Linked DNA regions of Homo sapiens: all the other regions are linked to region 2. The links are chromatin loops, found by intact Hi-C in ENCODE. Cell type or tissue: mammary epithelial cell. All regions are shown on one strand. Region 1 has its middle 200 kb from the start of ACTL7B. Region 2 has its middle 280 kb from the start of ACTL7B. Region 3 has its middle 220 kb from the start of ACTL7B.

Evidence for each region. A loop is a pair of places that touch in the nucleus more often than their neighbours do. Peaks named below come from ENCODE experiments on the same cell type or tissue, not always from the same donor. Only the 100,000 strongest peaks of a DNase experiment are listed, where the experiment ranks them.
Region 1: it touches region 2 in a loop (3-fold over the local background); 2 of 110 quality-filtered maps call a loop at or near these places.
Region 3: it touches region 2 in a loop (4-fold over the local background); 5 of 110 quality-filtered maps call a loop at or near these places.

The regions. Positions count from the first base shown.
Region 1 is chr9:108,647,177-108,655,176 of GRCh38, reverse strand. No RefSeq gene overlaps it. Among named protein-coding and RNA genes, the nearest start is that of ACTL7B, 200 kb to the left of the region's middle. In mammary epithelial cell, no CTCF peak of the experiment used is centred here; a DNase peak (open chromatin) is centred at 4,136.
Region 2 is chr9:108,576,521-108,584,520 of GRCh38, reverse strand. No RefSeq gene overlaps it. Among named protein-coding and RNA genes, the nearest start is that of ACTL7B, 280 kb to the left of the region's middle. In mammary epithelial cell, no CTCF peak of the experiment used is centred here; a DNase peak (open chromatin) is centred at 4,360.
Region 3 is chr9:108,631,376-108,639,375 of GRCh38, reverse strand. No RefSeq gene overlaps it. Among named protein-coding and RNA genes, the nearest start is that of ACTL7B, 220 kb to the left of the region's middle. RefSeq lists an enhancer at 3,918-5,117. In mammary epithelial cell, no CTCF peak of the experiment used is centred here; DNase peaks (open chromatin) are centred at 4,425 and 5,005; H3K27ac peaks cover 2,475 bases.

The sequences.
Region 1 (8,000 bases), 71 kb before region 2:
AGGCGTGTGCTGTCACGCCAAGCTAATTTTGTATTTTTAGTAGAGATGGGGTTTCACCATGTTGGTCAGGTTGGTCTTGAACTCCTATCCTCAAGCAATCCACCCACCTCAGCCTCCCAAGGTGCTAGAATTACAGGATTGAGCCACTGTGCCAGGCCAGGGTTTTGTTTTTTATGATATATGTGAATGCCCATTCCTTTATTTAATCTTTACAAAAATGCTGCTTGATGGGCATTCTTATCCCCATTTTATAGATGAGGAAACAGAGTCTCAAAGAAGATAAGTAGCTTATAGAAGATGACTCACCCAGGAAATAGCAGAGATATGTCTCAACCTAGATTTCCTAAGCTCCAAAGACTCTGCTCTTGCTATTTTACTTCCCCACCCAGGGAGTAGTAAACTCTCAGGGAGGGTTATTTATTGAGAGTAATTTTTTTAAAGAAAAAACAAGTTGAATTATTCTCTTCAAAGACAGTAATCACATTATCTTAGGCATTCTGTTGGCAACATATCAGGAAGATTTGCGTATGTCATAGCCTAGGAGCTACACTTGATGTTTTGGAATTTATCTTGATCGTTAGAAAGCCACAGAAAATTGTAGTACATATTATGCTTCACAGCATAATCAACTAAACCAAACAAATTTTCAGTGGTAATAAACCAAGAAGACTTAGCCAAGAATTGGTATGAGTATGGACACTTCCCTAAGATGATCTTGCATGATATTTGTCTCCCTCTCATACTGGCTCGGAGTGCCCCAGTTGTATTTCTGACAGTAGTGCTACCTACATGGCTGTGTTCCTTACATGAAACATGCAGGTTATAGACCCCATCATACTCAGCGATGTGGGATTTAACTACACTGCAGCTATAGAACTTGGAGACAGGAACACTTTGCGAATTGTCTCCATTTTACTCCATAGCCTCAGGCTGGTGGTCCACCTGACAGGAGGTGCAAATGACTAAGAATGTCTTAAAGAGGATTGTTGGATGCAATTGTGCACTTCTGATGTGCATAATTCCTTTTCAGTAACATGTCACTCTATCTCAGTAACAGGAAGCATTTACCTTGGCCCTTGGATCATTTGTCTTTAGCAGAAGAACTGAGATGAATGGCATCATATACACTCCATTTTAAGTTTTGTTGAGGGAAATATAAACTTTTTAGTAAGGGAAATGACAACTTCATTCTCTTAGTCATGATTCAAGTATTCATTTAAATTTTCTTCATCGCACCTGTCACTGCCTGATAGTATCATGTTGATGTATTTGTTTCCTCATTTATTATCTGTCTTCTCCATCTAGAATGTGAGCTCTGAAAGAGCAAAGACCTTCTCTTTTCTGCATAACATGATACCTGCTGCACCTAGCACCATCCCTAGCACCTGATTAAGCACTTGGTAAATATTGGTTGAACCAATGAAGTACTGAAATAAAGTAAATTATTGAATTGGACTGGCATCTTGATACCCAAAGTCAACGTTCTCATAGAGGTATATAAAAAATGCAAAAAACAGACTAATTATGAAAAGATGATGAAATGAGCAAAATGAGTTATGAATCTATTATCTTCATCAGAGCCATGTTTTCTTATCTGTATATTGAGAATTATGGTGGTTACCTGGCAGTTTTTTGGGAGGATTAAAGTTAATGCATGTACATGTGGGTGGCAGGTAGTGGGCAGCTACTCAATGAATATTAATAAAGAATTAACAATGGAGCTAAGGGAAGGTGTGAGGATTATCAATCCACAGAGTAAAGAGGACATGTTCATGGGAATTCTACTTCCAATCCTCAAGTCTTATTTTGGCTTATATTCACATATTTCCTCATAATTTACAGAGCCCTTTTTCTATACTTATTTCACCTAATGCTCATGCACCACAGTCTTGCCTGGTGATTATAATTAGTCTTATTTCACTGATGGGAATCAGAGCTAGGGCTCCAATTTAAGTTTGGGGATTCCCAAACTTTCCTTCCCAGGTGACCTCCTCTGGTCATCGCCTTGTCTCCCTGGCCAGGCTTGCCTCCATAGCCCAATTTTGCATTTTTTTTGTGTGGAATTCAGACCAGGAGTCCCTTGAGGGCAGGGACTGTCTCTATTTTATTTTGCAAAATTCCAGATGCAATCTAGTTGCTCATGTGTTTATTAGTAAGAGGGTTATGCAAAGACATTGCATACCTGGTTAGTTTAATATGGGTTTAAGCAAACACACAGGCATTTCGTTTCCCTCTGTCCCCACCTCATCCATCGGCCTCCTCTTCCCCTGCAATCTGAATGCACCCTGTGTCAGCCAGTGGATTTGGTGGGGAAGGAAAGCAGGTAGGAGGGGGATGTCTCCTCCTGGACAGCACATCTCCTGTCTCTGCCTGGGCTTTTCCGTTTCTATCCTGCATCTCAATTCCAAAACACCAGATTTAAACCTTGCCTACTGGATGTAGAATTACCAAAAAGACAATCCTATTAAATTATAGATTGGAAATACAAGAAGCAAGGACTAGAGAAGCTTCAGGTTGGAAGGGACCAAAGAGGTCCAAAGAGCCAGAACTCCCACCCTCTTCAGTTGAATCACTTTTTATTGACTCCTGTGAGGTACAAGGTATTTGTCCTGCTATTCCCTCTCCAGCTGCAGGACTGATGGTTATTTCTATCATTCCTGGATTTTCTGATGAGTGGCAGTTCACCCACGAAGACAGTTTAGAACAGTGGTTAACAGTGTGGGTTTTAAAGCCAGAAAGACTTGGGTTCAGGCCTAGCGTGGTGGCTCATGCCTGTAATCCCAGCACTCTGGGAGGCTGAAGTGGGAGGATCACTTGAGCCTAGGAGTTGGAGATCAGCCTGGTCAGTATAGCAAGAAGTCATCTCTACAAAAATTTAAAAAATTAGCCAGGTGTGTGGTGCACACCTGGAGTCCTATCTTCTTGGGAGGCTGAGGTGGAAGAATCACTTGAGACCAGGAGTTCAAGTCTGCAGTGAGCTATCATCATGCCACTGCACTCCAGCCTGGGTGACAGAGTGAGACCCTGTCTCTTAAAAACAAAAAAACAAAAAAACGAAAAACAAACAAACAAACAAACAAAAACCTGAGTTCAAATCCTCAACCCTAAATTGATGATATTGTCTCTCAATGTTTCTAGCTTAGTGACCTCATACAAATTATGTCATTTCTGTAAACCTGTTTCCTCTTCTCTCCCACATGGGTAAAGCAACATTTTCCTCTTAGTTTTCACTGAATGTTAAATTGAACTGTTCTCTTAATTCCCTCAGGACAGAGTCTATGTGTGGTAGAACCCCAGTAAATGATAGAGATTCTGACCTTACAGGGCTAACAGGTCCATTTAAAAACTAATTTTCATTTTCAGAATATTTTTGAGCCATAACAATGCTTATCCTTTTTGATTAGTAATCAGTAAAATGAGGACAGTGGTACTTTGTTTCAAGAAAATTATTCTTGAGAATAACAAAGCTATAAGCATTAGGAAGTTTGTAGCACTGCTGTTTATGATAAGAACATTTTGGAAATGACTTTAAAAGCCTTATAACAGATAATGAAGTAAATTATTATCTATCTTTTCTGAGAGACGTTATGCTTCCATTATGATATGTAAAGACCATGAAACAAGATGGATAAAACGTATAATGTTAGATTTAACATGCTGAATCCAAAATTATATTTATATTATGATTATAAAATGTAAATATATTTATGCACGTGGGCAGTAATTGGTGGGAAAAATAGAAAAATGAAAAAAGTATTTTGGCTGATGAAATTCAGGGTGTTTTTTCATTTTAATTTTTATACACATCACTTGTATAATACATAAATACAATATTTATGTATTATAATAAATAGATATGCAAAATGATTTTTAGAGAAAAATACTCTTCTCTTCTCTTTAATAAGGTGGTGGCCTCTGACCAGAGCTTCCTTCTTCCCTGGCTGAAGAGCCACTTTATATTTTATGTTCTCCAGGACATGGTCTAAATCAGTGTAACCTTACACAAGATCACTTTGGTTGCTAGAAAATGATTTGCAAGTTGGCTTGGCTGGGAAGATCTAGAGCAGAGATTCTCGGACGTCTGATGTCCAGTTTTATAGGAGATGTGCCTTTAACCACTAAAGTTTCCCTCCTGATGGGCAAGTTATGACAAGGCTGGTGGCTAGGGTGGTGAGTAGATCTGAGACTAAAGCACCCTAGGAAGAGTTGAAAGAAATGGGTCAGTCAACTGCCTTCATATTTTTGTAGATAGCTCAGGTGGAAGAAAGACTAGACATGTTCTGTTTGTTTTTGGGACAATGAGTAGAAGATGTAAAGCAACAGAGTTTAGCTTGACATAAAGAAGACTTAAAGAAAATTAGTTACAGATGTCCAAAAGTAGGATGATCCAACTCAAGAGGTGGTAAGCTCACTGTTCTCAGAGGTGTTGCTGATGGAGGCTGAAGGCTCTGGTGGGGACATGATATTGGATGCGCTTGGAGGTGCTTTTCACACCTGAGATTCCTGACTCCTCCCTGAGCTCCATTCCTAGTTGGTGACAGCAAGTCTTAGGGATCCGCCCTCACCTCCTTTCTTGTCACCCACCCTGAGGCACTCAAGGGCATGACTCCCCATCACCATGTTTCAATATTGCCATTTTCAAAATAGGCAAGTTAATGATCTATTAACTAATCTCAGTTTACTGTGGGGATTAATGAAGATTAGTAAAGAAGATTGTCAAGAGATTAAATTTCCCTGAAGACTAATATTATAATTGGGCTGCAATTTAGGTGAGTCATATTAGAAGAAAGAGTTACAGATGACAAAATATTCTGACTCCGTGTAAATAATATTTATTTTATAAATTCATTCATTTATGAGATATTACTTGAGACCATATAAACACTAGGAATTTTCTCTAACATATGTGATATTGGATATATGATACCATATAATATGCAAACATAATTAAAGCAAAACTATTTTTTCCCCACAAAATCCTCCTGATTACTCTACATCAGTCTAAATCCCTTTTTATTCCTACTTTTTCCATCTTAGCTTGAATTTGTGGTCCATTTAATATTTTATGTTAAGCTGTATTTTCAGACGGATTCAGGGGTACTGTTCAGTCGTTAGCAAAGTACATGAATGATGATTTTGTTTTACATTATATAAAAAGTGAATATAATGATTTTGCTACTTTTCCAGATCATTCTAGTTTATGCTTGTATCTCACAGGTAAGAAGGCGTGAAACAACTAGGCAGCAGAACAGACAATTTTTCACTCTAGCTGCTACAATGAGGCAGCTTTTTTTGTGGTGGATCTTCAAGATGGCTGAGGCCAGCAATTATTCTTTTTTTCTAATAGCAAGAAGGTCTTTATAGGGCTTAATTTGGAGAGAAATTAGTTTTCCTTCCATTTTGAGATTTGCACATGTTTAAGGACTCATAAAAAGGAGCTCAAGGCATAGATAGTGAAAGCAAACAGGACAGGGAGACCAAGAACATCCCTTGGCAGTGATTTACCAAGGGCAGGGGTGATGCTGATGGAGGGGTCAACCTGAGGTGCCGGTGAGGATGAGGTGCGTGGTCTGTAGAGGATTTAAAAGCAATAATAAAACAGACTAAAAGTCAGTCTGCTTTTTATTATCACCATGCACTCAAAAATCTCAATGCCAATGATAAAACACTCCATGAGAAAATCTTTTCTTGTTCTAAGTTTTAAACAACTACTACGATGACTGTTAATAATATACAAGCTTCATATTAGCACAGTTTTATATCTTAGGCTTTTATGTCCATTGTTTTCTACATGAAGGTTAATTTGGAGAACTCCTAGTTATACAGTTGGTGTTCAGGACACAAGGACTCAGCTACATGCATTGGTTTTGAGGGTAAGTTCATAACGTTTTGGAATCTTTCGTGGTTGTTTCAGATGTGCTTTATGTCTCTAACGCCTGTAGCACTACCTATTCTGTTGTTTAAACAGAAGGTTGGAAATAAATAATGACAGCACAGTTATTATAAGGATAAAGAAGCAAAATCTAAGCTACATCAATTGTTTTAGTCTACACGACCATTTGGAGGTTGTATTTGTGCTGGAAATTTGCAACAGTGAGACAGAGTGTTCACTGTGAGGTGTAATATTTTTGTGTATTACGTACAAGTTTTGGTCCATATCTGAAATATTCTACTGTTTTGCCTAATATGCTTAAAATGGAAATTTATCCTTCTTTTGAATTGTTAATTGTTTTAAAGCTAAAGAATAAAGAAAATAATTATTCAGTGGTAATTATTAAAAGTAATTTTATTGTATAGAGGGAACGTTTCATAAAATGATCTGTTTCAGATGTCAAATTTACTAGGTCCACCACTGGTTTTTGGAATTAGGCAATTTTGGGCCAACTTCTATGAAACATTTGGTCAACTTACTGAATCATTCAAAACCTGAGCTTTCTCATGAATAAAATAAGTATCTCCTTTGTAGGGTTATTGTGATACTAAATGAGATAATGCATGTAAGTACGTAGAACAATACTAGGAACATAGTACATGCTCAATATAGGACAGTTTATCAGGAATAACAATAATAATAAAAAGGACACTTGTGGATTTCTGTGAAACACATTGCAGAAAGGCTTTGTATATTAAAGAGATCCAAGCTGAGATCTAAAAAATTATAGGTAGAGTCACTGAAAATTCTCTGAAAATAGCATAGCCTCCTTGTTATAAAGAAGTAACCATGCTCATTCATTCCTTCATTCGTTAGAAAACAAACCGTTTGGAGAGCGCATGCTCTATTTTAGGTTCTATCTTATAGTCGCAAATAAAACAGACCCAATCTTTATTCCTGTGAAAGCTAAATTCTAGCAAAGCCCTCATAGAATTAAAGTCCCTTCAGGTACCACTACCTGAACTAGGTAGACCCATGCACCATTTATAGTCAGAACTGTGGTGCCCACAGTAAGTGGGGAGTAAGCAGAATCAAAGCTCAGCAGTGGGGTGTATTTGAAAGAGCATGCGTTGTGCAGTCAGATTGAGTTCAATCTCAGTTTCTCCATGAACTGCATGACCTTGGGCAGGTCATTTCCTTTTTGCTATGATTTAGGTTCCTTATTTCTAGTACAGTGATCATAATCCCTGCCTCCCATGGTTCTTATGAGAAGTAAATATGAAAACCAGGATAATAGAGTAGAAGGTTGCTTTGTGGAAAAACTTAAAAAAAAAAAAACCCAAAAAATCAAAAACAACCCCTTTCCAAACCCCAAAACAAAACAAAGATAAATGACATAGTATCGTTCTGACGCATAGGGATACTCAATAGGTATTATTTCTCCTTTCTGTCTCCCCTTATCAAATTGTGCCTGACTAGAACCTAGCTCTGTTGGGTGCATCATTCCTTACACCTACATACACATGCATATGCACACACATGTATACATATGAAGACATCCCGTTTGGGATGACCACGGTTGGAAGGAGACTGATTGACATTTAAGGAAAATTACTCAGGGTTGCTGTCGGCTGTTCATTCTAGTTCTTGAAAGCATGCCTACTGATAGTATGTAGTCCACTCCATATTTACTATGGACTCTCTACTTTTCTCACCTACTTTTCCCAAACTATACATTTGGATGTTTGCCAACCTGATGTCTAGAATAAGTATCTGTTTGCTTCTGACAAAGTGCACATATGGATTTCTTAGACCAAATCTATTACATGAGGAGTATGCCAGCTTTAAGCACTGTTGGCCATTAGATTCTTTGCCACCTTGTAGAGAGAATTAGAGCAAACCAAGAGTCATAGCTTTTATTGACTTTTTCATAAATTTTCAGTCCACAGACATAAATTTCTTTGGGAAGAAAATCTATATCCCATGTAGACTAATGCTCACATAGAATCTAAACCTTAATATTACCATGGAAGTCAGCAGAGATAGTAGCAGTCCCTTGAGGGAAGAGATGATTTTCCATGGCGTAAGTGAGGTATCCTGATGCACCATTTTTATAAACGTGCATGAT
Region 2 (8,000 bases):
ATTCACAATTTAAACACACATGGTTTTATCCAAGTGTAGTCAGTTATGTGAAATATGACATACTGTAGCACCTTAAAGGAAAAGATGCGTGTACTCATGGATACAAGAGATATAAATTTATCTCTTTTGTTCATAAACTACACCTCATATACAAAGCCCTGGGAAGACTGAAAAACAAAATAAAACACAAGACAACAACAGAATACAGAGAGGTAAAGCTCTGATTGCATCACTGTTCACAATATCCCATCCAATGCCAGACTACTTAAACAGCTACTCCTTAAGTGCTCTTATATCAAGATAGCAGTTTCCAAAGAGTTGAGACTTTTTATTCTTGTGTTCTAGATGAGAGCTGTCTAAAGGAAATAAAATGCAAACCACATAAATAGTTTAAAAATTTCCAGCAGCTACATTAAAGAAAAAGTAAAAAGCAGTGAAAGTAATTTTAAGGATATATTTTATATATATCCATAAAGTTATTTTAGCACATAATCAACACAAAAATTATCAGTGAGATATTTTGCATTCTTTTTTCAACGAAGTCTTCAAAATCTGGTGTATATTTATATCACACCTCGATTCAGACAGCCACATATCCCAGGTGCAATAGCCAGATGTGGTGAATGGTTACTGTATTGAACAGGGCAGCTCTAGATTTTTCTGTGTGGGATTTTGGTACTCAGCAAGACCTGGGTTTGAATACCGATTCCATCCCTTATTTTGTGCATGACTTTGAACAAGTTACTGTCCTGCAGAGTTGTCATGAGACTTAAATGATATGAGTCGCATGAAAGTGCACCTCTCCTAGCATCTGCCTATAGTAAGTGACTGCTGGTTGTTATTCTCGTTCCAACTATTTAAAATAAAGGTGAAAGGTGGGGTGGGAGGAAAGGCAGAGGTATTAGCAGCAGTAACACCTGGATGGATCACCCCACTCCAGGAACTGGGCACAAAAAGCAAGGACTGAATGGTTAGAGAGAGGGCGAAGGCACTGAGCTGGGTGAACAGATGGAGGCCAGGGGGCATTTTCAGATTAGGGCTACGTGGTTACTACCTGGACACTTGAAAAGCTGAATCATCTGTCTTTTTCATGCCAATCTTAAAGGTTAAACAATGTCACTCTGTTCAGAGATCTATCAGGGATGATGAAATGACTCAAAATCATGCCTCATGATTGAAGGTTGAATGAATGGTTGAAGGAGTTGATTATATTTCTATTCTTTTAAACTATTTTTTTTTTTGAGACAGGGTATTACTTTGTCACCCAGGCTGGAGTGCAGTGGTGCAAAGATGGCTCACTGCAACCTCGACCTCCCGGGCTCAAGTGATCCTCCCACCTCAGCTCCCCAAGTAGCTGGGACTATAGGTGCGCGCCACCACGTCTGGCTAATTTTTATATTTTTATAGAGATGGGGTTTCACCGTGTTGCTCAGGCTGGTCTCAAACTCCTGAGCTCAAGTGATCTGCCCACATCGGCCTCCCAAAGTGCTAAGATTACAGGCGAGAGCCACTGTGCCCCGCCTATGTTTCTATTTGAAAAAAGAGAGATTGGGGAGAACACAGTCTTTATCTTCAAATAAATCAGCTTTGTCTGGCATTAAGAAGCAGAACTAATGTGGAAACTACAGGAAGGAAGAGCCCAGCTCAACCCAGAAATAACTTTTTTTTTTAAAGCAGAGATATTCTGAAAATGTGATGAGTTGCCCTGTGAGGTTATAAGCATTTTGTCGGAAGATGAGCTACCACTTTACCACTTGGTAGGAACACTGTGAGGAAGGATCAAATGAAGCAGCAAAGCACTGTGATAATCTTTATATTATCATTATTGCTCATATTAGGTAATGGTAAATGCAGTGACCACTTAACGTGAGTATAACTGGACAAGATGAGCAGTGAAATTCTTTGAATCCTCATAGTCTCTCAACTACTACTCCTTCCTTGGGAATATTGCCTAATTATTCAACATTGGACTCTCTTTTTTAAGGATATGACATATGGAAAGTTAAGCTCTGGCTGTAAGAAGAGTGACTTCCCAAGAAGCAAAGTGAGTGTCTTTCTTGCTCCAGTAAACATTTCAGTCCTAGCCACGCTGGCAACACCTTGTCTCCTAGCTTGATGGACCCTGTGTGAGTTGGGATACTGTCCCACATTGCAGGTTCATGGGACACATTCTGTATCCTCAAGATACTCTCTCCTCTTGGTTTCTGGGGTCTTTATCCCCATTTTCTTATTTCTGTCCCTCTCTTCCCAGATTCCTACTCCTCACCTCCAGGGGTTTTTGAGGGTCTATCTCAGGCCCCCTTCTCTGCTCTCTGTCCCCACTCTTCCATGGTGATCTTACCGATTCTCTTGGTCCTGCTCTTAACTGCCACATCTTTTCTTTCTAGTTAAGATTATCCCCCTTAGTTGCCCACTGGAAGTTCTCACCTGATGTGTCAGAACTCATCTCACCCAACATCATGAGAGACGCCCTCGTCCTCTCCCTTGTCCCAGTTAGACCCTGAATTCGTTCCTAGGTTCCTCCTTTTTGCCTCCTGTAGTCAGTCCATCACCAGGAACTGTGGATTGGGTCCTGTCTACATTTCTGCTCCTCTTCCTCTCTCCTCTCTCCCCGGGGCCTCTCCTGTTGTCTTCTTAACACAGTGACACACATCATTTTCTTCAGGGCCCTAGGACTTTATAGAGGGGGCTCAGGCATGATCGTGCTGTTGAAAGGAGGCCCAGTAGCCCCCTTCCTGGCCCTAGATCCTACCTTCCACCAAGCGGCTGTGCTTTCATCTGTGTCACACCATGAGGGCCCACTTAAGATTTGGCTTGGAACAAAGGGTGCTGATATATTTAAAAAACAAGCAGGAAAATCACCCTTTTGCTGGCTTTCCAGCCTGTAGGCACCTTTCTCTTCCAAGGCATATTCCAAGCACACCAGAGAGATTTTTTTAAAGTGAAAGTTTAATCATGTCATAGTCACCTTTAGAACATTTCCTTGGATCCCTATTACCTACAGGGTAAAGGTCAGCTTGCCTATTAAGACTGCAGTGATCTGATCCTTGTCTCTCCCTTCACCTTTCTCTAAGAGTGCCCCTTCCCTCCCATGGTCAGATAATTTTTGATTCCCTGAATAGTAGGATTGTATCAGGCATTTGATCTCTTAGCTTCATGGGAATTCCTCCGAGCTACCATCTGCCTGGTAAAAGTCAGCCTATCTTTTAAGACTTGGTTCAAGAGTCATCTCCTCTCTGAAGCTGTTTTTAAAAAAATGTTTATTTTTAAAAAATTTTATGGGCACATAGTAGGTATATGTATTTTGAAGCTTCCTTGTTTGCACAAGCAGAAATAGCTGTTCCTGACTTTTGTTCCCATTCTCTGTACCTTATATACAGGTACCTGCAACATGTAGCACTCTGAATGGTTTGTCTCCTTCCCCCATCCCATAGTGAGCAGGAAACATGGCTGTCTTGATTGTATTTGTTTACATAGTGGCCAGCACAGGGCCTGGCCTGTAGTAAGTGCTTAGAAAATGTTGACTGAGAGGAAGTTTGAACCCAAGGCTTAGATCTCAAAGAATGAAGCTGTGCAGATGGACTGGTACTAAGCCCCTTTACAGGAGGCAAGAGGTAATACTTTCTTTAAGTTTTCCATTGTGGCAGTAGACTATATAGCAACGAGCAGACCTTCTGACACCTGACATTAGTTTGTAAATGCATTTGTTTCTATGAACCTAATACAATCAAATCAGATTCTGTCCAGTTTTCCTGGATTTGATTTTTGGACAATGTCTTATCTTAAATAAATTTAAAAAAAACCAGAAATATGATTTGTGCTGAGTTTTGTACCTATAAACTCATTTTACTTTCTTTATCTTGCTTGATATTTACAACAATCTCATGAGTTGGGTGGGGTTGACGATACTGGAATTTTGCAGACATATGGAACCAAATGCTCAGATATCACACGACTTGCCCAGAGTCACACAGCTGGTAGCTAATAGGGTCGGATATTTAAGTCTTTTTATTTCAAGGCCAGTTAATTATTCATGTGCATCTGAGGTTCCCACTGCCACTAAAGCAGCACCCTTCTGTTTTGTTGAACATGACAGAGAAATAGGTCACTGGGGTCAGAAAAAATATTCTTATTGACACACCTGTCTGACACTTGCTCATTGGGAGACAGGGGTTTTCCATCATTTTGTTGACTTGCTCCCCCATTCCTTGCCTCTAGGCTTCCCTGTGTGGGGCTGCCAAGACCTTGCAATGGTCATTGCAATTTGTTGACAAATAACAATGATGCTCCTTGTCTTACTGTCAATTTTACATCCTCTGGGTTTGCCAAGAGAGCCCGACATGCCAGGAAGGGCTTTGTTGTGGTCTGTGACTCACTGTGTCACTCCCCTGCCGCTCCCTGGGTGCAGGCTATTACAGTTTGCCAATTGCACAATTTCAGAACATCTTTGGGTAAATTGGCAGAGGATGAAAAAAAAAATCCCAACTCAACAGACCAAGGATTCAGCCACTGCTACATGAAGCAAAAGGCATATCACCATAGGAGAGTTACTCTAATCTCATCTGCAAATTGCTTCTGTCATCATCCAGAGATTTATGGAGGCCTTCATTACTGGAGGGAAACCATTTTTCCTAAGTGGTCCCATCAACAAGGTCTTGAATGTCCTGTGGAATGACAGATGTGAGAAGGAGAAAGGACCCTTCTTCCTTATTCGGAAGTAGCTCAGTTCAAGTCCTGTTGGTGAGAGGCGCTGCTCGCACGGCCTGCTCAGAAGTTACCTTAGGTGTTTAAGATTTGGTTCTTCTGCTCAACAGTACCCGAGAGTGTCATTTTTGGAGGGTGTGTGTGTGACTTTATTAAGACAGCAAAAAGGTCATTTGTAAATTGGAATTTCAGTAGGAAATAAAGCACTTCTGTTTCTTCATAGGTAATGTATATGTGATAAATCATAAATTGTCCATAGGTGTGACTAGAGTTTATCTCAATTACAATGTTAATTGCCACTCAGTCTTCAAAAGGTCACTGGTAAAACTCTTAACCTGGAGAGGTAAAGGGAGTTAGTGTCTGGATATGATCAGTATCCTCTCCTTCCACCACCATCTGCTTCATGAATGCATTCACTGGTTATTGGATAAGTGCCTGCCCTGTGCCATCCCTCTGAACAGGATGCCTGAGGGTCCATAGTGAGGAATGAGATACAGTTCATGTTCTTAAGAAGCTCCAAAGAGAGAGAGACAGATCTAGGAACAGATCATTGTAATACACCGGGCTAAGTGAAGAATCTGAAATACCCACAAGATGCTTTGAATGTAGAGAGGAACATTTCCTAGCATGAGGAATCAGGGAAGTTTCTTGAAGGAGGCGATGATGCTTAACATGTCTTAAGCAGAACTTCCCTTGGATTTGTACAAGAAGGATCCCTGCCCTGGGCCCCAAGACTTAGAGGGCCCCCCTCTGGCCCTCCTCCAGCTGTACCTGTCCCCATGGATGGAGGAGACCATTTGTCTAAGAGGAAGACCCATCCACACCCAGGACTTGTGCCCCTCCACCTCTTCTAGACCACACTCCAGATAGTTTGAACCCTGAATTTTATGCCCCAACAACTCAGAGCCTACTTCTGGGTCCTGTGTGAGCCTCTTTCCCAGGTCCTTGGGCTGACTGCATCACTTGGTGAACCCCTGGGCCTGAAAAGTGGTCATATAGAGTGTTTGGGGAAGACACAGATGACGTTTGGACATTAGGGCTAGAGCAACCAGTTATATGCATGGAAGGTGGACAGAGCACTGCAAGACAGAGATATGCATGGAAAAGAAGAAAGCAGCTCAGGGTGAAGGCAAGGCTCTCTCTCCTGTGTCTCCTGGTTCTAGTGCAGAGCCCTGAGGTGTCCCAGAAGTCTAAACTTGAGCCTAGCCTTCTAGATTGATAATGCATATTTTTCATGGTAGGAGAATAGAGCATATTTCAGTCAACAGGAAGCTAGCTTGACTTATAACTTTTCAATAGTTGAGCCATTTGCTACTTGCGCCTCTGTTTCAACTTCTGTCCCGGGCCTTACAAATCTTAGGGATCTGCCTGATCTTAGGACTGAGTGTGGTATATCCAGGCTGTACACTGATTTAGGTTTTTAGGTATGAATGAGACCTTTAGCCCTCAAGGGGCTCCATTTTATTGGGGATACAGGCAAGTGACCAATCACAGTAATAGGTACTGACAGAGCAGTATGAGTGTGCTTAAGATCACAGTAACATGTTGAAAGGGTAGTCTATACATGAGGGATGGAGGAGAGAGAGAGAGCTGTTCTACTGGAGAAATGAGAAGCTGGTTAGAAAAGCTTTGTAGAGGAGCTTTTCAATTTGAGCCTTGAAAGATAAGTATGTGAGTCTGGTGTGAGAGTGCAGAAAGAAATTTTAGGAGAGACCTAAAAAAAAAAAAAAAAACCTTGATATTTCAACACAGTGGGAGCACAGCGTGTGAGCAGAGAGAGAAGGGCAGGAGCTGAATCATGAGAGGTCTTATAGGTCCTGCTAAGGAGGGTCTTACCCTGTAGGCCATGGGGACTTCTTAATGGTTCTAAGTAGGGGAGTGGGGGTGGTTAGCTCCCCCTCTTAGAAAGATCCTTCTGGCGACTGAGTGGAGAGCAGATTGGAGGGTCCAAGCTTGGGTTTCAGCCTCTCTGCTCAAAGTCTGTTCTCATGTGTGCGTAGATGTGCCCGTCAGACTTCTGTTGGGCAAGTTCAGCAGTTTGCATCCCAGATACTAGAATCGCTTGGGGGATCATTTAAAAAACATCAATGCCTGGCCCTGGCACAGACTGATTAAATTAGAAGCTTTGGGGCTTAGTTGTCTATAATCTTTAGAAGTGTCCCAAGTGACTCCTGTGCACACCGAGGACTGATAACCACTGTGAACAGTTTCTATTTGGCACCATATAGATTGGTGTGAACTGATTATATTTAGGAGGTCCGCGCTAACCCCCATCCGCTCTGATATGCAAATATTTCCTTCCCTGTTTCTTGTGCTTTGGTGATTGGAGGGATATTTATAAACATTTCTGGCTTTACTTGGGAAAAATGACTTCTGGTTTTGAGTGCCACATGGAATAGCCTCTCTTACGACCCAGAAGTTCTTGCCTTAATGGTGGATTCCCATTTCCCACCTGCAAAGGTCTCCATGGGCTGCAGAAGCTGGGAGTGAAAATCGCCTACTTGGTACTCCTTTTGGATTTTGCAACTTAACTGTTTCATATCCACCCACAGGTAGGTTCCCTTCAAAATTGGTTGCCTCATTTCTCAAAGGAGTATTTGCCTGTTGGGCTTAAAAGAATGCCCTTACATGTCAAAGCCCATGGAAACACCATGGTGGCAAACTCCCTTCCACCTACCTGTGCAGAAGGTGAGTAATGCATGAGCTTGGCGGTACGGAGTGTCCCAATCCCATCTGAACTGAGCTGGAACTCAAGGGAAAGTCTATCTCCTTCTCGGTTGCCCCCACAGCTAGGGCATCATGGAGATGACTGCCCTGTCAGATCCTCTTACAGGCACTGTGGTCCTCTGTAGAGTACACTTGGATCATCATTGCCCTTGAGTCCTAGGTAGTGGGAGAAGGCTTTCTCAGAGAAACTTCCTACTCTGTCCCATGTCCTAGAGTGGACAAGTGCTGCAGAGGGAAGGTGGAGGACCTTGAATTTGGGAGAGCATGAAGGTGGGGCCTGAATCCACCATATCTAACACTTTGCATATATTAGGGAGGTGCTAATTTGTGAAACGAATGATTGGAAGACATATCCATGAAACTGGGCCACCACAGGGAGCAGGCTGGCCCCTTCAGTGCAAAATGTGGATATCTTTTTTCCCTTCCTGTCCCTAAGTGAAAGATTAGGTCACATCCCCCCATGTAGCTGGAGGAACAGAGGTCTCTGCAAGATCTGGGTTCAACTAAAGGGCTTAATTAGATAACTGGAAAGTCTCCTCTAACTTCAAGATTCTAGAACTCTGACTATA
Region 3 (8,000 bases), 55 kb before region 2:
AAGCCATTTGATGAAGAGAGTCAGCCACACAGTGATGTGGCTGGAATGATGATTTGGTAAAAAAATGAAAAGTTTACAATCATCATTTTTTTTTTCCCCAGATAAGTCCAGTATTGGTACATTACAAGGGTGATTTTGTAGTTCTTGGGCTTCCTTCTTTTTGTGACAAGGAGAGAATGAAATAGCTATATATCTGATAATAGGCCATTCATTAGAAATGTTAAGTAACCAGTAATAGAGGATTTGTTGGAAGAACTTAATTGGCAAACATAGGGGATTCGTTGAAATAAATTAAATATCTTCTACATGCTCCACAAAAATAAAGTCATAGCCAAGTAAAAGGGTAAGCATAATTGCACGAAAAGGAATTATAAAAATTGTAATAGGGAAAATTGAATTTCTAACCTCACAAAATTCTGAATTCCAGGTCCTTTTCTTTTTTATTGACCTTTGTTTTTATTCATACTTATAAGCTTAGAAATGCAAACAACTAAAAAAGAGCATAGTCTGCCATCCCACTTGTCGGAAAATAAACTCTGCCAACATTTCTTTCTTTCTAGTTTGTGGACGTAGAAATAATCATTAATGTGTCTGTACCTGAATATAATATGTATGTTTATATGTTGGTATTTTTCTAACGAATATGTATGCATGTTGGTATTTTTCTACACAATGGATTTATGACATTTTTGGTATAAAACAAAGTGCTTGTAACCCAGACAATATTTTTTAGGTATTCCATCGCATTGGCCAATAAAGTGGCTCCAAAATTTGTGTCTTAAAATAGGAGTAATGCTTGAAAATATAATAGTAATAGTAATAAAGCAGGAAAATACTTTTCACACTGTGAAATATTTTGAAAAACAAGTAAAAGTGTTTAAAGACATCTAGAATGTTTCCCAAACTGCCCTACTATGCAGTCCGGTTTTCAGTACTTAGAGAAATCAGTGATTGGGAATCTTTACCTTTGAACGTGATTGTGGTTAATTTTTTGCATTGATTATCCTTCTTCTGTAGCTGGAAATCATTGTTAAGGTGAACCAGAAATGCCATAATATTCAACCAGGAAGCTCTAGGGTGGGTGATCAGCTCATCCTAGTTTGCACAGGACTGACTGGTTTTATTTATTCCTTCATTTTTTCAACTCACATAATCAAAGGTTTAATGCACAGATTAATAACATTAACAAATCAATAAACAGAAGACAATTCATAAAAAATATGAGTAAATAGGATATGGATAGCAGTTTATAGAAGAGGAAACCCATTCTGATAAACCTATGAAAATGTGCCCAACCTCACTAGTAGTGAGGAGATTCACATTTAAATCATACATGATACACTATTTTCTATCTATAGTGTAAAGTGGCAGCAAGGATGTGGCAAATTAGTATCTTACACATGCTGTTAAGCATGTGTAATACCCACAGACATACTGGTGGACACAAAATTTGTAAAATTCAAGATATGTACATTTCTTCATTACCAGAAATTTTACTTCTAATAATAGATCCTAGAGAGATCTTTGCTCTTGTGTATAAGGAAGACTTGTTTTAAAACTAAAAATCCCAATTCCTGGGAATCCATTCAGTCCCTGGCAAACCAGGACTGTTGGCCAACCCTTTAAATCTCTTTCCTCTGAAAGTTGGGGAGTAGTGTAACACCTTTTACCGAAAGAGTGAAGGCATGTCGAAGAGCTGTCTGTGGGTCTAGCAGGCAGCTAAGTGAAACGTATCTGTTTTGTCTCTTGCATTTGCAAGGGTCGCTGCAGCAGCAAACAGAGAAGGAAATAATTAGGACAGATTTAAATGCTGACATTTGGTGATTCAAAGGAAAGCAGCAAAGGCCTACCCAGGGATCCCTGCTGCCTTTTGGTCTAGTCATACCATGCTGTGCACCTTTCACGACTCCCTTTGAGCCCATCTAATGAGGGTTACTTCCTGGAGAAGAACTTTCTAAGGCAGCAAGACATGGGAAAAGGAGAGCCGAGACAATAGGATCCACAGAACATAAGATGTTCCTACTTGCTGATGTAAATTAGAGATTTCATGATTAACAACATGTTATGTGGCTCAAAAAGAACCAGAACACAAGCAAAAGGAGGACAGTAAGAAATGTTTGCCCAAGAAAAAACTGGAAAGGGAAACAAAACAGAAACAAAACCAAGAAGCACAAAACACGTCCTTAAAAACAATCTCAGAGGGGTTATTCTCTGCTAAGGAAGGGGAATATCCAGGAGAAGCATGGGAAACAACTGAAAGAGAAGGAGGAGAATGAATAGCCCAGACAATCCCTCACAGTGGATGTTGGCACATTTTGGACTTGGATGTCCAAGGATGGATGTGCATGACTTTCTTTGCTTGGAAAAATGTTTGGGTATCTGCCTTTAACTAGAAAAGACTTAAGGATGATTTACTTCGTTAAACAGGTGTTGCTTTGTTGTATTTAAAGAGAAATTCGGTGTCAAGCAAAAAAAGTGACCTAGTAATTATTTCCCCAAATTAATACCAAAATCTGTTCTACAGATATCTGAGTGAGTTTATCTCATGTCAGATCTATCTATGTATCCATCGATCTATTTATCGATTGATCCATCCAACATCTAGTTTGTCTTGTTTTATCTATTTGCAATTTGGTTTTAAAAGTGAACCCAGGCCTTCTGCTTTAATCCAAGAGAGAGTAAAGGGACTGGATTTATGCACCTGCTTAAAAGAACCTCCCGAACCAGACAAAATATATGAAACAGCAGTTTCATGACACTGGACATCAGGCATTGAAGTCTCTTTGATCCCTAAGAGATAGGAAACAAATGAGATGAGCCCTGTGAATGTTCCGGTTTACTGCCTGGAGTAATTTCCAGGTTGTGATGCAGGGAGAGATAATATCAAAGAGCCCAGAAAATGCTATAGCTGAAGAGCTGAGTTATTTTTTAAGAGTCTGAACTACAAAGAAATCTGCTGACAGGAGATGGATAATTTTCTCCTATCCAAGTACTAACCAGGCCAGACCCTGCTTAGCTCCCAAGATCGGATGAGATTCAGGGTGGTATGGCCATGGACAGATGAAGAATTTTCTGTAGGACTTCTGCCAACTCTCCTGTAAGGAGGCAAAGTCTCTGGAAGTAAACCTGCAGGGGGCAAAGTGGAGGGGCAGCAGATAAGAAGCAGAACTCCACAGAAGGAGGAGGAGCAAAACCAGGGCTGTCTAAGGGCTTCATACCAGGGATTGGTAGTTAATACCAGAGCCACAGTGTGGCTTGGCTGGTAAATTATTTGTAGCTTGTTTGTGGTATTTATGTTTAAGGACATAATGAACTGTATACAATTCATTCTACAGGATGGGGTTCTTTTCTCTCGAGTTCCTCTTTTGTTTTTAAAAGTCCTTCAGGAATAAAAGCCTCCTTCATCAGCTTGCAAGGAGGAAGGCTGAACTGCGTGTGACCCAACAAGCTCCCTTATCCTGATGCCTTGAGTATGTGCTGCCCTTCCCAGGAAAGGGGTCTAAGGAGGGCTCACTCTTGTTTTTATCTGACTGTAGCTTACGAATAACCTTCACTTGGCTGGTGATAAGAATTATGGAAGCACAAGGGAGGTGAAAAAGGAAAATGTAAGTGGAAGAAAAAAATGTAAAAGGAAGAAAAAGACTAAATGAAATCCATGGATGCGTTTCCTTGTGTGTGCAGGAGAGTGAGTACATGTATATAGTATTCTTCCCAAACTGAGGTGGGATTTTTCTGGAAGCTTACACCTCAGAGATTTCCTAGTACTTTAGATTAATTTTATATTCATATACATATAATATATATCTTATAATTAGGTTAATCTCTTAGTAATATTCTTAAGTAAAAAACTTGAATTAAATAAAGGTGAGTCGAATTCCTACTATGCACACATCATAGAGTCAGAAAAAGGTGCGTCTCTTCTCTGAAGGCTTTTATGGTCTGGATGTGAGGGGCTGGCAGAATTGTCGATGGGGACAGAGTTGAGGGAGGCCACCAGGCAGGCACACACATAACCAGATGGAATGTGGGAACTAGAGCCAGAATTGTTCTTCAGTGGTTTCATGAGAGCGACAGAGTTTTCTGATTTTTAGGAAGCAAAGATGACCTTATATGGATTTCTACCCAAGTGAGAAATCATACCTATGAATCACGTGGGGATCCAGAGGCTCGAGCAGTGCCCCACACGTGAAATGTCTTTTGTGGCTTCAATGTAAAAACAAAGTTAAGCACCGGGATATAGGACAGGCATTTTCTGAAATGTCATGATTATACCATAGATAGCTGGGAACATAATGAAATTATTTTGGCATCTTATGTGTGATGTTAGTGATGAGGCTTGAGTAAAGAGTCACGTTCCTGGGGTTGGTATGTCAGGCCAACACCCCAAATTCCCATCAAGTTTAATCCTGTGGTGGTGGAAGTTCGCTTTCAAGTTTGGGTTGAGTCACTGTCATGATGACTCTCCATTCAAGAACTGTGGCATTTTTGGGCCCTAGAATCAGAAGCAAGTGTGAACTGGTATTTGTGAAATTTTCCAACTAGAAGCACTGGCTGAGGTGGGTAAATAGGGGAGAGGCGTCACTGGGCAGAATGGCAGACATGACGCTGAGCATTGTTCTAAAAGGGGCACAGCAGCTGTTGGTCAGAGGAGGGTTAACGGGCAGGCTTTGTTAGAGAAAAATATTTTATAAAGTAATAAAAGTCAAAGGGCAGTCTTGCAGAAAACATCGGCTTTGTGATTAATGTATTCAGCTACTAATTATTCAGGGGAGGTTGTCTGTCTGTCCAGACTTACGTGTTAGGGGCAGCACTGTGAGTCACTGGGATTTGGTTGTTACAACCAGAAAAACCAAAGTGGGTTTTAGGATTAGGGTCCCTTGGGATTAGCAGAGTCCCTACTAAAACAGCTTAAACATCCAAGGGTTTATTTTCTTACATAAATGCAGTCTGGGAGTAGGTTGTCCTGTGCTTGCAACAGCAGCTTCACAGAGTCATCAGGGACTTGGACTCCATCCAGGTTATAACATTTCCATCCCGAGGGCGTGGCCTTGTTCTCACAGCCTGAGATGGTGGCTGGAGCTCCACCTGTTACAATCCGGGCAGTGAGAAGAAGGGAAGACCGGAGGACCCTTCCCTTCCTCTTAAGGACACTTCCTGAAGTACCACATAGTACTTAAATCTCATAGGTCAGCCTTAGTAAAAAGGCCACATCCACCTTTTAAGGAGGCTGGGAAATACAGTCCTTTAACTGTGTACATGGTTGCTCTGAATAAATTCAGGAGTTTGGGATTTTCTTACTAAGGAGGGGGAAAACAACAGATTTTGGGAGGTGACTGTCATCTTTGTCAAGGATGCTTGCAATCAAATGATGAAAATAGACAGAAACACCATGCACCAAATATGTATTCCAAGTGATAGAAACCAGTTATCATTCATTTAGTCATTTGCTTCATTCATTTATTCACTATTTAATAAGCACCAAATGATGCATTGGTCTGGGGAAATGAAGAGGCCACTCCGGACTCTAGAATGACTCCTGGGAATCATGACTTAAAAGGAAAGCCATGACCTTTAATTAGAATAATCCTATGTGGGCTGGGTATGGTGGCTCACACCTAATTCCCAGCAATTTGGGAGGCTGAGGCAGGCAGATCACTGGAGGTCAGTTTGAGACCAGCCTGGCCAACATGGTGAAACCCCATTTCTACTGAAAATACAAAAATTAGCCAGGCGTGGTGGCATGCACCCGTAATTCCAGCAACTTGGGAGACTGAAGCAGGAGAACTGCTTGAACCCAGGAGGTGGAGGTTGCAGTGAGCCGAGATTGTGTCACCACATTCTGGCCTGGGTGACAGAGTAAGAATCCGTCTCAAAAAAAAAATTAATCCTATGTGGGGGGATTTGGAACAGAGATTATCTGCAGGCTTATACTGTAACTCTGGGTAGATTCTTAGTGTCTGTTACGCTTGCAGAAGAGTTTTAAGTTGCCCTTTTGAAATGATCAAGTTGGTTTTTGTTGTTGTTTTGAGACTGAGTCTCATTCTATCAGGTAGTGGTGCAATCTTGGCTCACTGCAACCTCTGCCTTCCTGCTTCAGCCTCTCAAGTAGCTGGGACTATAGGCACCTGCCACCATACCTGGCTAACTTTTGTGTTTTTAGTAGAGACAGGGTTTTGCTGAGTTGGCCAGGCTGATCCCAAACTTCTGACCTCAGGTAATCTGCCTGCCTTGGCCTCCAAAAGTGCTGGGATTACAGGTGTGAGCCACCGTGGCTGAAATGATCAAGCTTTTTGTCAATTCCAATGAACAGAATCATTCATAAGATCATAACTTGTAGATGAAAATTGGTTTCCTCAGAAAACTTTCACAGCAGCCAAATACTAGAATGTTCTCTGTTATGGTGAACTAAATTTTACGTCACCTCCATCCTTCTCATCCCCTAACTCAGAACTTATGTGCATCCAATTTTATTCTTGTCTTTGAGGACTACCTAGAACAATTCTTGAGACTATCTTCTCCTCTGCTCACCATCTTTCTGCTGTTTTCTGAGACTTCATTTTTTCCAAACTAAAAGCCCAAATACTCCTTCAACTGTTCCCCAAATAACATGATTTGGGAAAAGAAATGAAGAGGGAAATAATATTTTTGTGGAGGCTTACTATGTCCTGGACACAATGCTAGAGGTTTTATATACATTATCTCAATCTTCACAGAGTCCCAGTGAATAAAGGGTGATATTCTTCACATTTTGCAAGTAAGGACCCAAGTTCATGGAAATAACGTTCACCAGTTATCTTTCTAAGCTCTTACGGTCACTCAATGAGCAGGCAGGATCTGACTCTGACCTGTTGGGAGACGTGGACTGTGCTTTCCCACCATATGTTGCTGGTCCATCTTCCTGGTTACTCGATTTTGAAGATGCTAGTTTCCTTAGCTGGAAGATAGAACTCATTCCCTGCCTACCTTATGAAGAGAATTCAGGTAAGACCAATGCACCTGGAAGTGGACATTTCCCTTCCTCAAGCATAGACAATGTAGGCTGGTTGTGACATGGTTGTGATAATTCTGTGCACTTGGTGGGTAGGAAGATATGGGAACAGAATCCTTAGAACAGTAGAGGGGGACAAAATAGGTCTGGACCCCGGTACAGACATGAGGACTTCTTGAAGGGTGTCTTAGTTGAGTAATATTGTCAGCAGCAGGTGGCTTTATGGGGATTGAAGGCTGGGCAGCTCTTCCTTCCCTTAATGGGGATGATGAAGCTGTGCCCACTGCGTCACTCAGCTGCTTTCATACAGCTAAATCATTCCACCCTTTATCTACATTAGAGGAACTTATGTCCTCTGCCTGTGCCTATGGTATTTTTCTGCCAGTCATCATTGTACTTGTCAAAGTGCCCTCTATCTTCACCAAATAGTTTATAAGAATGAGTAGTGACAACAGGGCAGTGTATTGGAAACTGCCTCATTAAAATAATGAAGCTCTGATGGAAATACTGGTTTGTGTGATTTCATCTTCAAAGACCACTATATCACAATTTCTCTCTAATTTTATAGGGAAGGGAACTGAGGCCTAGAGCAGAGCCATTTAGCTAGCTGGCTCTTAAGATAAGTTTGTTTAGAGTCTCCCAATTTAAACATGTCACTGTAGGCATCGTTTAATTTTTAGTGACATTTCTGTGGTCAGTGAAACATGGTGTGTAAGATTGCCTGCCATCTGTGTGACTTTGGGTGAATGATTAGCTTCTTTGAGCTTCTGTTTCCCCATCTTAAAATGAGGATAATAAAACTACCTATCCTCAAACAATTGTTATGAAGATGAGGATGATTATTATGAAGCACTTAGGATGGTGACTGGCACATATTAAGTAGTGTATTAGTCTATTCTCTTGCTGCTAATGAAAACATACCTGATCCTGGGTAATTTATAAAAGAAAGAGGTTTAATGGACTCATAGTTCCATATGGCTGGGGAGGCCTCACAATCATGATGGAAGGTGAA